3 separate regions of the Homo sapiens genome follow, and all the other regions are linked to region 1. Evidence: chromatin loops called from intact Hi-C (ENCODE). Cell type or tissue: endothelial cell of umbilical vein. All regions are shown on one strand.

Region 1 (5,000 bases):
CTCCCCGTCACTTTCAGGTACACCAATTAAGCGTAGATTTGGTCTTTTCACATAGTCCCATATTCCCTGGAGGCTTTGTTCATTTCCTTTTACTCTTTTTTTTTTTCTAAACTTCTCTTCTCACTTTATTTCATTAATTTGATCTTCCATCACTGATACCCTTTCTTCCACTTCATTGAATCGGCTACTGAAGCTTGTGCATGCATCATGTAGTTCTCATGCCATGGTTTTCAGCTCCATCAGGTCATTTAAGGTCTTCTCTACACTGTTTATTCTAGTTAGCCATTCATCTAATCTTTTTTTCAAGGTTTTTAGCTTCCTTGCAATGGGTTCAAACATCCTCCTTTAGCTCAGAGAAGTTTGTTATTACTGACCTTCTGAAGCCTACTTCTGTCAACTCATCAAATCATTCTCCATCCAGCTTTATTCCATTGCTGGCGAGGAGTTGTGATCCTTTGGAGGAGAAGAGGCACTCTGGTTTTTAGAATTTTCAGCTTTTCTGCTCTGGTTTCTCCCCATCTTTGTGGTTTTATCTACCTTTGGTCGTTAATGTTGGTGACCTACAGATGGGGTTTTGGTGTGGATTTCCTTCTTGTTGATGTTGATGCTATTCCTTTCTGCTTTTTAGTTTTCCTTCTAACAGTCAGGTCCCTCAGCTGCAGGTCTGTTGGAGTTTGCTGGAGGTCCACTCCAGACGCTGTTTGCCTGGGTATCACCAGCAGAGGCTGCAGAACAACAAAGATTGCAAAACAGCAAATATTGCTGCCTGATCCTTCCTCTGGAAGCTTCGTCCCAGAGAAGCACCCACCTGTATGAGGTGTCAGTTGGCCCCTATTGGAAGGTGTCTCTCAGTCAGGCTACACGGGGATCAGGGACCCACTTGAGGAGGCAGTCTGTCCGTTCTCAGAGCTCAAACACTGTGCTGGGAGAACCACTGCTCTCTTCAGAGCTGACAGACAGGGACATTTAAGTCTGCAGAAGTTTCTGCCACCTTTTGTTCAGCTATGCCCTGCCTCCAGAGGTGGAGTCTACAGAGGTAGCCAGCCTTGGTGAGCTGCAGTGGGCTCCACTCAGTTCGAACTTTCCCAGCTGCTTTGTTTACCTACTCAAGCCTCAGCAATGGTGGACGCCCCTCCCCCTGCCAGGCTGCTGCCTTGCAGGTTGATCTCAGTCTGCTGCACTAGCAGTGAGTAAGGCTCCATGGGCATGGGACCCACTGAGCCAGGCACGGGATATAATCTCCTGGTGTGCCATTTGCTAAGACCATCAGAAAAGCACAGTATTCAGGCGGGAGTGTCCCATTTTTCCAGGTACAGACAGTCACAGCTTCCCTTGGCTAAGAAAGGGAAATCCCCTGACCCCCTGTGCTTCCCGGGTGAGGCAATGCCCCACACTGCTTCAACTTGGGTGAAGCATCCCAGATCGACTTCAGACTGCTGTGCTGACAATGAGAATTTTTTTTATTATTTTTTATTTTTATTATACTTTAAGTTCTACAGTATTTCAAGCCAAAGGATCTTAGCTTGCTGGGCTCCATGAGGGTGGGATCTGCTGAGCTAGACCACTTGGCTCCTTGGCTTCAGCCCCCTTTCCCAGGGAGTGAACAGTTCTGTCTCACTGGCATTCCAGGCACCACTGGCGAATGAAAAAAAAAAACTCCTGCAACTAGCTCGGTGTCTGCCTAAACGGCAGCCCAGTTTTGTGCTTGAAACCCGGGGCCCTGGTGGTGTAGGCACCTGAGGGAATCTCCTGGTCTGCAGGTTGTGAAGACCGTGGGAAAAATGTAGTATCTAGGCCAGAATGCACCATTCTTCACAGCACAATCCTTCACGGCTTCCCCTGGCTAGGGGAGGGAGTTCCCTGACCCCTTGCACTTCCTGGGTGAGGCTACCTCCCCACCTTGCTTTGGGTCACCTTCCATAGGCTGCACCCACTGTCTAACCAGTCCCAATGAGATGAGGCAGGTACCTCAGTTGGAAATGCAGAAATCACCCACCTTCTGCATTGATCTTGCTGGGAGCTGCAGACTGGAGCTGTTCCTATTCAGCCATCATACCAGCAACTCCTAGACATTTCTTTATGTCCTTGAAACATTTTCAGGGAGATGGCAATGCCTGTCTGAAGCATTAGTGCTACAGATGTGGGCTTGGAATGAACCTGGGAGTGTCTGGACTCCCGGAAGGATTGAAGTCTATCAACTATCTTTGAGAACCAGAGTGAAAACAAAGAAGCAAGGTCTATTGTGTATAATCTGCTATCACTGTGTTGTCATTTCCTGAGCCACGTTCTTATCAGCAGTGGCTCTGTTGCCAAATTTCAATTCAAAAGAGCGTTACAAGGTGAAAAAAAAATCCAAATTTTTAGTAGTATTTCCTAGGTAGTAAACACAGGATTTCCTGCATCCGAAATGACTTCAACAAATTGCCTGTTCCTTCAAACGTGATCTGTTGACAAATTTGGACTCTGTTCCTTTAGGTACAGATAAGCTTACTGATGGAAAACTCCTCCAGCTGAGCAAGGGATTTTTGCCAGCTATCCTGCTCTAACAGGCCTGGGAGCCACAGGAATGAGTTTTCATTTCAAATGGATTTCTATTTGGCGTTAATATTTTGTGTGTTTACATCTTGTCTCCCCATGTAGAATATACAATCCATAAGTGTTGGAATCACTCTTCTCTTCTGAGAGCTCAGGCAGGCAGCATGGTGATGAATAAAAAGGAAGGTAGGTGGTAAATAAATGCTTTTGGTTCATTGGTTTAAGAAATAATAAGATGGAAGACTTCTGAAGGATTGACTCAATTTCTGAATACTGGCATTTGTTTCTGGTAGGGAAAGACAGACTTTCCAACTCACAATCTCCACAGGAAGGATGCTCTGTTGACAAAGGGGCAGGAATCTCCCCCTCTCAGATATAATTCTGGTAACACCAGGATAATTTGTAAATCTGCATTAGAAACAGCTCTTTTCCCTATTTCCCATTCTTAATAAAGTGCTTGTGATGAACTGAGTGAAATTCTCTCCCCAGACTTCAGTCACTCTTTGTTTTAAAATCCTCCGTTAGTGCGTTGCTTGCGGAAGCATGTGGTTTCACAATTCCCAGTACACATTTTTGCCCTGAAACTCATTTTTACTTTAGTCATCACAATGATGTACCAGGGAGTCATAGCAACCACTCCAGTTTGCCAAAGGACAGAGAATAGACAGGATATAATCAAAATTCTACAGAAATATACTATTCATGCCATTATATGGAAGTCACCAAGGAGGAAACCTTTCCAGAAAAAGCTAGGGTAAATCTTCAGAGTGAGCCTTGTAATGCATCTTCTATAATGGTTCTCCAGTTGCTGTCGAATACAGCAATGTCCAGGTATGTAATGTGTCCAGTTACATACCTGGACACATCCATGTGAGACACTTTTGGGCTCACAGAGCACAAATCTGTAGCTTCATTGAATTTTCACTGTTCATTTTGTTAGTCTCCTGGGCTTGGTTGTTGAGAACCCAAGAATATATATCTGTTCCCATGCCTCCAAGCTTCAGTGAATTAATGAAAATGAGCTCATTAAAATATGACCATATAAATTTCCATGATTAACATTTGAGAGGGAATTCCTTTACAGAAAAATAGTACTAACTGCCACTTATTAAGGCCAGGCACTGAAACAAGCATTTCCCACAGAACAACCCAATAAAACCCCCAACGAAGTATTTTTGGTCATATTTTACAGATGAGGAAACAGAAGCTCAGGAAAATTAAGATATTTAATCGAGGTCATACATAATTTAATTGTGATCTAACTGGAACTCTGGGCTCTTAACAAATACTGAATAAAAAAGAACCACAAAAGAAACTGCCATTATCTCCTTAATTTTTTTTGTCTTCTATGTTAATGCTGCTATTTTACAAGTTTAAATCTTGAAATGAGAACAGAGCCTGCAGCTAGTTCTCTGGAGCCAAGGCATCACTTTGGTTCTCAAATGGGAATTCTTTAATGATTGAACAGTAGAAGTATGGAACAGCCATAGAATCCTGGGCTTGGAGGGGACCTCAAAGGCACTATACTGGACACTTGATTTTTTATTCTCCTAACATCCCTCTTTTCTGCTAACCATCCCCTGCCTGATCAGATGAGCAATCAAAATGTCCCACACCCCCAGACCAAGGGATAGACATGTGACCCAAGCAAGGCAATCAGCACTGAGGAACACCAAGTCTGGTCCTGATGACAACTCCTGAAGAGACTGCCCTTTTAGTTCCTGTGTCTCCAAACCCAGGAGCTTCCCTGATTCTGGTTTCCTTTCTGAAGCTTAATTCTTCAGCTTTCCTAGCAATTTTGAAAACTGGCCAAAGTCAGATTCTGTTGTTTGCAAGTGAAGGTCCTAACTGATGCAAATGACTAATCTGGGGTCTTCATAGGGCTGATGAGCCAGATAAGCAAGACACTGGGTCCCCATTTCTGCTTAAGCAAAAGCGATCTGTGTGAACCAAGGGTTTTGTTATTAAAGAAAAACTTGAAATGTCACTAATCTAGTCCAAGCACCCTCAGTCTCCGGTAGCTCAATTATGATCATCCAGCCCAGCCCTTAGATCCTTTAATTTTGTTTTTTATACTAATTTATTTTGAAAATTAACTAAAATGCCAAGAATGAGAAAATGACACCTAAGGAATCCCTTTAATTGTCCAAAAATTTGTACCCAGTCAAGAGACAGACTGGGAAATAATTGCCATCTGAACTCACCTATTGACAACTTTTTCAAACCTACTTCCAAATCACATCTGAACTTTCCTTTAAATAACTTATTTATTTATTTTTGAGATGTAGTCTTGCTCTTGTAACCCAGGCTGGGGTGCAATGGCATGATCTCAGCTCACTGCAAACTTCACCTCCCAGGTTCAAGTGATTCTCCTGCCTCAGCCTCCCAAGTAGCTGGGATTACAGGCACCCACCACCATGCCTGGCTGATTTTTGTATTTTTATTAGAGACAGGGTTTCGCCATG
Region 2 (5,000 bases), 74 kb before region 1:
AAGAGAAACTTGAAAAGGAGACTACTGAGCATAAGCAAGTCAAGCAGCAGGTGGCGGACCTCACAGCACAGCTCCATGAGCTCAGCAGGGTGAGGTCTTCCGCTCAGCTCACGGGCAGCTGCCAAGGCCTCACTGACCCTAGAGCCCCTCACCCTTAAGTAGAGAACTTCATACTGGGGGAATAAAATCTGAAATGGCTCATGATTCATCACAATTAGGAGACTCACTCCCTCTGCTATCATGTAGGCAGCAGAGGCTGTTTGGGGGTGCATTTTTAAATACTGTACAAATCTAAGAGCAAAGGAAATTGCATTAGCTTCTTAAAGTGAAAACTGACTTCATGAAAACCAGACTGTCTGTGATGGTGCAAGAAGTGAGAGAGATATGAATGCATCCCAGACAAGTACTTGAGTGTCAGGTACAAAAGGTTGATGCACTGGAGTCCATAAAGGCCCAAAAGAGTCCATTCGACTTTACCGATCCTTTAAACATTCTCAGAAGGGTGAATTTCTCTATAATAAACATTTTAGGCCAAGTTACAGACTCTTAAATCATTCAATGAATTTACTTCTTCCATTGATCTTTCTTTTCCTATTTTTATCTTTTCAGAGGGCCGTCTGTGCTTCAATCCCAGGTGGACCCTCGCCTGGAGCACCAGGAGGGCCCTTTCCTTCCTCTGTGCCTGGATCTCTCCTTCCTCCCCCACCACCCCCACCTCTACCAGGTGGGATGCTTCCCCCTCCACCGCCTCCCCTCCCTCCAGGTGGCCCTCCTCCTCCCCCAGGGCCTCCTCCCTTAGGGGCAATCATGCCACCTCCTGGTGCTCCAATGGGCCTAGCACTGAAGAAGAAAAGCATTCCTCAGCCCACAAATGCCCTGAAATCCTTCAACTGGTCTAAACTGCCCGAGGTGAGCCATTTGTTCCAGTTTTCCCTTTAATGGATAGCATTAGCAGCTCATTGTGTTATCACTGAAAGGGAAAACAGCCCTGGCTGTTAAATGATTTCATTTTCTAATGTGGACCAAGAGTTCTCACTAGCTCAGATATTTAAGTGATAAAGCTTCTGAAATAAATGACACATTGTTTGAAACCCGTCACTTTGAGTGTCTGGTAGACTGAAAAATTTGGGATAGAAGCACTTTTTAAATAACCATCCCTGTTCTTTTTATGTATAACTGTAAACTATAGCACTTATTACATTGATGTTTCTAGAACAAACTGGAAGGAACAGTATGGACCGAAATTGATGATACAAAAGTCTTCAAAATTCTAGATCTTGAAGACCTGGAAAGAACCTTCTCTGCCTATCAAAGACAGCAGGTAACAGCATATGCCCTCCAGACACCAAAAAGGTAGAAAAATCATGTCTTATGCATGATCTCTGGCCCATCAGCCATGGCCGTGATGTGACCGGCATATGAATTCTAGGCTGTTGGATCTACCCTGTGCATGTCCGTGTCTCCGTCCAAGTGCCTGTTAGTTGTATGTGAACAGTCGAAGATATATAAGCTCCTTGTTAGGGAGTTTCATATCTGGTATATGTCTAAGACCTTGTCTCTATTGGTGTAAAGAGTTTTGTATGCTGTCACTTGTATTTAGTCAAAATGGTTCACCAGGAGAAAGTAGAAGAGTTAAGTAACTTAAATTGTCACCCCACAATGTTTGTATCTAAAGCTATTTTGGTTCATCTGAATTTTTTAAAAATACATATCAAATGGTTACCATTTGAAGCAGAATTCTTTGTGAAATGGATGGAATTTTTAGAAGTATGGAGGTTTTTAAATGACTATAATTTGGCCAGTAGATGGAACTTAGGAGTTTTTACTATATGTCATGAACAGAAGTGGGGTTGTAAAGACCGAGCAAGTGGGGAGATGGTAATGGTGCAAATAGGACCAGAGACGCTACTGAAAAGTGAGCAAAGCTTTTGTAATAGTAGCAAAAACATGTGATTTGGTGCCTGCTGGCACTCCACATTGACAAGGCATCACTATGTGAGCCCCAGTCACATCTGTGTGGTACCTCTTGTTCTTCAAGAGGGCATCGTGATACAGCCTCTTAAAGTTAGACCAGAAGAGAACACAGCAAGGTGGCCAGGTCTGGAGAGTTTCAGAAGAAAAAAGAAAAGGTGGAGTAGGATCCCAAATAATCAAAGCCTTGAGAAGAGAAAACTTGAGTCCAGTAGTGTGAGAAGAAAGATTCTTAAGTATGACTGAAGAGGTGGAATGATGGAGAGAGCAGAGTTCATCCTAAACAGGAACACACGAATGCTGGGCCTCTTACGGGGCTTTCCTTGGGCTTTACTGAGAGGCCCTTAACTCCCAGATGAATCATGGGTGGAGCATCCTTAAACAAGCAGCAGACTTCCTAGTTGGTTTCCTTGGCTTAGTCCCCAAGAAAGAGTGTATCAGAAAAGAAATACTGAGCACCAAAAGAGTAGATGGACTCAGGCTAGGGGGAGAAACAAAAACTAAGGGTTTCTTGTTTCATTTTGTTTTGTTTTTCAAAATGGCCTTTGATACATCTGAAATGGGGGGGAAAAGCCAATATTTAAATGAATATTTTTCCTTAAGAAAGGGAAAGCTTTTCTGCAATGCCTTTTATGCTACTTTAATAAAATACAAAAATAGAGGCGGTTGCCTGCCATAGTGACATGAACCCTTAAAACAGGAGCCCTCAGCTGCCCACCCCTACTGTAAGTAGAAAGGCAAACTTGGGCAATGCTATACACACCAAATAAGGGAAGATGAAAAAAACACAATGAAGATAAGGCATTGGCCAATAGAAAGCAAAACAATTTATCCTTCAAAGGACAAAAGTTGTCTTTAGAGTCCTCACGTGGCAGGGACTGTGACCAGACTCATTCCTGATTGGCTGCAACATGCTGCCTCTTTCTCTGTCTGCTGTCCTGAGAAGGTGTCTCCTTGGCCTTGACATGGAATCTTGATCCATTTTAGCAAATTTCCTGATAATTCAAATAATCTTCTAACCTGGCTACATGTCCCATTGCTTTCCCACTTCAGTTTTGATCGCTGATACTGTTCCATGCTGGTTGCCTAATATGAAGATTTGAGAACGTAGAGAAGTAAATTAAAGGAAGGAAAAGCAGCAGTTGTTCCAAATGATGCTATTCAAGTCTGAGCATGTGGGTTGCATTTATTATAAAGGCAGGTGGTTGAAAGACCTAAGTTTACAAGACTCATAATTAACTGGCTTTCAGCAGAAGGTGCAGAAGGATACTGCCAAAATGCTCTGGGACAAATATGTGGACAGTTCTCAAGAGCTCTGGGAGACAAGATTGCAGAAAGCCTAGCAATTGGGTAATTGTCTCCTAGCAACCAACACTGTTTAAGTAATCAGTATGCATTCCAGTCAGGAGAGTCCAGAACATTTCAGTTATACTTAACACTAAGTAGACCAGTAAGTAGAATCAGTTGTGACCATATTTTCAATAGCACTTCCTGGAGAAACATTTCAGCATACCTGATCAGCTTGAGTAATTCAAGTAGGTTTTCTCTTTTGGTGCAAGAATTTGAAATGAGAATTTTTTAACTGTAAATATATTTTCTAAATAAGGATAATTTGAGCCATTTTATTGAAATTACTGAATTCTGATAGAAAATCCAAAGATGTGGACACTTTAGTTGGAATATATAGGACACAGTAAAGAAAATGGGTTGCCTGTCATTAAATGTCCCCTTATCTCATGACCAATGGAAATACTCAAGACCTATGCATTTTCATTTCAGTCTTGGCAGTGCATTATATAATTCACTTGAACTGCTCTCTTTTCTACTCGCAAATGAATACTCGGGATCTATTTTTTTCCATGATGTCTCCTTTTTCCTCCCTCCAGAGTCATGACACCCTGTTCAAACTCTCTGGACTTCAGCCAGTTGTTTGGCTAGATACAATTCTCAGAGAGGCAAAGGAACATTACAAAGGTAATGGCATGAATACCATTACCTGTATGCATGCAACAGGAACCCTGCACAGAGTAAGATTTTGGAAAAATCTCAGTAGTGTCGGATTAGTATAATTTAGATGAATACTGAGAAATGACACTTAGGGGATATATACAAACATAAGTGTATATGCACACACATATATGCTTACACATATCTGCATAAAATATATCCAGTTGATGTGAGGAATCATTAAAATGAGAACTTATATTGTCTGCTTTGTATACAAAGTACTTCAAAGGATGAAAATGTGTTAAATTTTTGCACAGGCCCACAGTGTAACTTACAGTATAAAAGCAGAGATGAGAAAAAGCTGTAAATAACTATAATATGGACTACAAGATGATAATATTAAGCATCCATTACATTCCTGATGCCAAGTATGATATGCACAGTTCCCAATCTCATCAACCTTAAGATTTAGTTCTCAATGGAGCTCTTATACTTATTTTCTTCCTTAATGCTCACCCCCAACTCTATGAGTAGATATTCATATTTTATAGATAATAAAAACATGGCTTGGTGTGTATTTAGTAACTCCAAAGGGACATAATTCCCAATTTCACTTTGCTCTTCCCCATGGTTTTTACTCATTATAAATGTCAGACTTTGTATAGGATTTTCTTTCACTCCAGCTTTAAGAACAAGACTACTCCTATTCAGAATTTTTTTTCAGTGTAAATATCAAAGGTGTGCAGAGCTGATTATGTAAGCTTATGTGCCACATGAAATGGGATCTAATAGCAGGCAGTTATTTCTCCACTCACATTCCAAAAGTTCATTTGAAAGTCAATGTCTTGAATCTCAGGTCCTCTTTTTCTCATTGAAACTACATTATACATGATTTCCAGGTCAGCCACAAAAGACTGATTTAAATGGTAGCACATTGCATAGCAGTACTTTTCAGATACAATTAAACAATATTCATCTCCGTTTTATGGGAAATTTTCATCCCTAGATGCTATAAATTCATTTCTCTCTATCCATACAATTGAATAGAGGGGAAATGAGCTAAAGGCACTACATTTACCTAA
Region 3 (5,000 bases), 86 kb before region 1:
GTTCCAATGTACACCTTAGCAGCTTTGACAGAAAGACCCTCTGCAAGGATGCGCTTTGTCCTTTGCCTGCTTCTCATGTGAGCAGGTATTTAGTAAGTGCATAGAGCATTCAAAGAAGCCTCCACAAGGCCTGTGCATACTAGATATTTGGCATAGTAATCATCTTCAGAAATCTAGGCATCTCCCTTATCTACTAAAAGTTGCAAATTAAACCTTCTTCCTAAATGTGAGGCTTGAAAGCTTTAAACTTTGTAGAAATTATTTTATTTTGAAAAGTCACATTTAGAACATCAAGTTCAGCTACATATCCTCAGTTATCTCAGCACGATAAATATAATCTCAGAACCAAATCTGAAAAATCACACATAGAAAATGTTGTAGTCTTTTCTGTTTTGAAAGGTTATGTTCCTTACACAGTATTGGGAAAGGAATTTCCAACTTAATTTTCTTTGACATTTCATAAATCTCCCAACTCTAGTATGGAGAAACTTAATATAGACTGCTGCTATTCAAATGTGCCACCCTCTCCAGGATTTTTAAAAGGATAAATACATGCAGTTTTATTTGTACTAGTGACCCGCAGTAAAATGTGTAGTCATTAATTTGGGGATAGTTTTGTGTCATTAAGCTTAGGAACAAGGAATGATCTTCATAAAAGGCTGGATTCTGAGCTACAGATTCAAAGTGATTGCATAAGAGTCCAAACGAGTTCAGCTATGTCATTGGAGATTAAACGTTCTTGGCTGGATTTGTGTGAGTTTTCCAGGGGATGGGTCTCAGGGAGCTTTGGGAGAATTCATTGGCTGTCTCTGCACCCAGCTTCCTTACTCACCATCCCCTGGTGACAGCTGTCTGTGAGCATCACCAGCAAGAGGACAACTTTGCAGAAACAATAACAAGATTTTAAAGACCGAAAAAACTACTGGGTTTTATTTCAGTTGCCATAAATGATACTGATGTATTATATTTATTTTGCTTTGATCTTTACCCTTCTCATTATGAAATCATATTTAGCTTTTAGTTAACATTAGTTACTTAATGCTGATACTATTGATTGTCACTCTTGATGAGTTATGGTCCTGAAAGAAAGGCTGAGACTGGGTCATTGAGACCCATGGATATGAGTCAAGCTTTTCTTTTTCAATACAGTCACCCCAATCTGTTTCTCAGCCAAGCATTTCTATCAGAATTTGTAATAGGTAAAAAGATTAAACTAGACAAGCGTGTGTTCAGAATAGGATGAAGAAAAGGGACCAGGAGCTCCATGGATGGAGGATCCTGGAGTCATAAGACTTGGGGTACTTTAGTGCAACCAGGTGATCACAGAGTGAAAGGGAATGGAAAGGTCTAGACACCTTACTGGCATTCTCAATTTTATAATAACAACTGCAATCTTACATGGAACCTTGCTTCTGCGGCATCAGCATTGCCTAGAAATTTGTCAGGAATGCAACATCTCAGACCTCACCCCAGACATACCAAACCAGGCTCCATAGTTTAACACTATCCTCAGGTGATTTTCATATCCATATTAAAGTTTGAGAAGCACTGCTCTAGCAGATCCCTGGGTAGAAACACACACACACACACACACACACTCACTCCATATCCTGATTTCTAAATGATGTTGAATAATTTCTAGAAGTTACGCATTTACTCTGAAGGAATTGTCTATCCTAGTAATAGCTCCAAATTAATTTTTCCTCTTAAAAAATAATTAGATGTAACAAAATCCCTTTGGTCTTGATTACACTTTTTGGCTGAGGAATAGGAATGGTAGCATAGGAGGACTGCTGCCCACCTCCTGTTTTTGATAATGTGATGGTATTATTATCTTTAATTGCCAGAATGTTGTATTCAACTACAGGTTCAGTCTTATTTCTATCAAATACAAGTAGTAGTATCTACATCAAAGTGTAATTATAGAATAGTTATACAAGCATTTGGGCAACGTCATCTCTACGAAGATTTCTAAACTTTTCCCTAAGGCTTTATTTAAAATTTGAAAGACTTAACTTACTTAATCATAGATTTGTTGTTTATATTTAAAGTGATAGTGACAAATAATCTGTAGGTTTGTCTTGTTTGTACTGTAATTAAAAAATAGAATTTGAAGAAGTAACTTCTGTTTTCTTTGCATAGAGAAAATCTCTGCTGGCTTTAGAGAAGGAAGAAGAAGAAGAAAGAAGTAAAACTATAGAGAGTTTAAAGACAGCACTGAGGACAAAACCAATGAGGTAATTTTCCCCTGGATGGCATGTTTTTTTTTTTTCTCTCCTTCCTTCCTTTTTTTGCAATAGTCAAACCTTCTAGGAAGTCTTAAGTTAAAACCATAAAATTAAACCATAACATACTTTAATCATTAACATTTAATAAAGTTATTTTCTTCTGTGAAAAGGTATGTAGGCAGCCACTAGGATGGCTAAAAAAAAACAAAACAGAGAGAGACTTTAACAATGGTAAGTTAGTAGACAAGAATGTAGAAAAATTGGGACCCTCATTCATTGCTGCTAGGAATGTAAAATTGTGAAGCCACTTTGGAAAAGGGTTTTAACAGTTTCTCAGAATGTTAAATATAGTGTTGCCATATGACTCAATAATTCTGCTCCTCGGAATGTAGCCAAGGGAAATGAAGACATGTCTCCCAAAAACATGTATGCAGATGTTCATATCGGCATTATTCATGATAGCCAAGAAGTGAAAATAACCCGTATATTGATCAGCTGATGAATGGATAAATGAAATGTTATATATCCACATAATGGAATATAATTTGGCTACAAAAAAAAGGAATGAAGTACTGATACATGCTACAACATGAAATGACCTTGAAATATGCTAAGTGGGAGAAGCCAGTAACAAAGGAGACCACACACTGTATGATTCTATTTATAAGAAATTCCCAGAATAGGCCAATCCATAGAAACAGAAAGTAGATTAGTGGTTGCCAGGAGCTGAGGAAGTGGGGAAAATGTTCTCTTTGGGTGATTAAACTGTTCTAAAATTAGCTAGTGTTGTTGGTCACACAGCTCTGTGAATATACTAAAAGCTACTGAATTGTACACTTTAAAAGGGTGAATTTTATGGCATGTGAATTATTTCTCAATACAAGTATTACTTTTCTTTAAAGATGGGTACACTTTCTGGCAACAGTGATTCATTTCCTCTCTGATAATCAGCTTCTATGTTGTGCCTCCTGCACTTTCATTCCTTTAATGCCTCTAGGATTTGCTGAGATGCTGAGGTTCTTATAAGTACATTACATGAGCACAGGTGCTATGAATGAAGCCAACTGGTTTAACGAGCTTGGCTACATCTGGGTCATGTGGTTGGGTGAAAAGCCTAGAAAATAAAGATTCCCTTTCTTTATTTGACTATAAAATGCAAACTAAGAAAAGTCTGACTCATGAAAAATACTGTGTAGTTATATGACAGAGATCTAGACTATCCTAACTGTATCAGCATTTCTCTCAATATGTTCTGCACTCTCAGATGTTAATCGATATCCAAGCCTAAATAAGTTTGGAAAATTTATCACATAAACAGGTTATGTTACTTCTGAACTTTTCGGTGGCTTTAATATGTACATGTGCATTGTGAGTTAGTCTCATTGATTAACTTAAGTGTAAGAAATATTAATAACGTTAGTATGCAACAATAAAGTATTGCTTTATTATTGTATTCAGTGTACATGGAATATTGAGATTCCATGTAGCATGTCATATAAGAGAAGAATTTTGTCACAAAACCTTAGGGATGTAGATTATCATTTGTTCAACAAGCAAATATCCTGGAATTTAAGGAAGCTTTTGACTTTCATTGATAGGGTGTTTGGGTCAGTGATCAGCACTTAAAAGTGCGTCAGCAATCAACATATAAAAGCGCATGGGCCAGACATGGTCACTCACTATCCCAGCTACTTGGGAGGCTGAGACAGGAGGTTTGCTTGAGGCCACAAGTTCAAGACCAGTCTGGGCAACATAGCAAGTCTCCACCTCTTAAAAAAAAAAGTTAAAAAGAAAAAATTGACTGGGAATGGTGGCACGCACCTGTAGTCCCGGCTACTTGGGAGGCTGGGGTGGAAGGATCACTTGAGCCCAAGAGTTCAAGGCTGCAGTGAGCTATGACAGAGCAAGACCCTGTCTCTCTTAAAGAAAAAAAAAAAAAGGATTGGGGTGGGGGCATGGGAACTGTATGCTAAATAACACAGGAACAGCAGATGGTTTTAATCTAAGACAAGATATGTATTCCGAGTATTCTCTTGCTTCTAATTTTTTATGAATATATGATCTGTTGTTTGGTTCTTTGTACCCATTGAGATATGTTTATCACAAATGGAGGGGTTTTTTTTCACACTTTTGGTTAGAACTGACTATTGGGTCTGTGCCAAGGAAGAGGCAAAGAATTAAAAAGACTTCATCAATGTAAGCCTTTTGGCACTTTAGGAACTAAATCTTTCTTTCCCCTGCCCTCTAGACTTTTCTGTTAGGGGCTATTATAAAACCCAAAGGCACTTAAGCATGGTGCATTTCTCTTCATGACAGGTTTGTAACCAGATTCATCGACTTGGATGGCCTATCATGTATCCTCAACTTTCTAAAGACCATGGACTACGAGACCTCAGAGTCTCGAATACATACTTCTCTCATTGGCTGTATAAAGGCGTTAATGAACAACTCTCAAGGCCGGGCTCACGTCCTGGCTCATTCTGAGAGTATTAATGTAATTGCTCAGAGTCTGAGCACAGAGAACATTAAAACGAAGGTGGCCGTGCTGGAAATCTTGGGCGCCGTGTGCCTGGTTCCCGGGGGCCACAAGAAGGTTCTGCAGGCCATGCTGCACTACCAGAAGTATGCCAGCGAAAGGACCCGCTTTCAGGTGGGTGTTCGCTCAGCCTTCTTCACTCACCCCTTCTTTAAAGTCTGCTCAAACACGTGCTTTTCCTGTCCCTGAAAGGGGAATGTTACTTGAGATGTCCTCTTGTGGTGATTACTCACAGT

The links. Hi-C counts contacts between places; a loop is a spot of excess contacts. Peaks named below come from ENCODE experiments on the same cell type or tissue, not always from the same donor. Only the 100,000 strongest peaks of a DNase experiment are listed, where the experiment ranks them.
Region 2: a loop joins it to region 1, with 4 times the contacts of the local background. A loop is called at or near these places in 4 of 110 quality-filtered maps.
Region 3: a loop joins it to region 1, with 7 times the contacts of the local background. A loop is called at or near these places in 3 of 110 quality-filtered maps.

The regions. Positions count from the first base shown.
Region 1 is chr14:59,404,324-59,409,323 of GRCh38, forward strand. No RefSeq gene overlaps it. Among named protein-coding and RNA genes, the nearest start is that of GPR135, 59 kb to the right of the region's middle. In endothelial cell of umbilical vein, no CTCF peak of the experiment used is centred here; DNase peaks (open chromatin) are centred at 2,418 and 3,118; H3K27ac peaks cover 2,314 bases.
Region 2 is chr14:59,330,600-59,335,599 of GRCh38, forward strand. It overlaps DAAM1 (dishevelled associated activator of morphogenesis 1), which reads left to right. Exons shown (of 25, transcript NM_001270520.2): 13 at 1-89; 14 at 610-909; 15 at 1,214-1,321. Among named protein-coding and RNA genes, the nearest start is that of GPR135, 130 kb to the right of the region's middle. RefSeq lists enhancers at 1-16, 419-1,227. In endothelial cell of umbilical vein, no CTCF peak of the experiment used is centred here; DNase peaks (open chromatin) are centred at 2,312, 3,312 and 4,992; H3K27ac peaks cover 3,266 bases.
Region 3 is chr14:59,318,348-59,323,347 of GRCh38, forward strand. DAAM1 (dishevelled associated activator of morphogenesis 1) reads left to right here. Exons shown (of 25, transcript NM_001270520.2): 5 at 2,143-2,237; 6 at 4,545-4,878. Among named protein-coding and RNA genes, the nearest start is that of DAAM1, 130 kb to the left of the region's middle. In endothelial cell of umbilical vein, no CTCF peak of the experiment used is centred here; a DNase peak (open chromatin) is centred at 2,944; H3K27ac peaks cover 2,144 bases.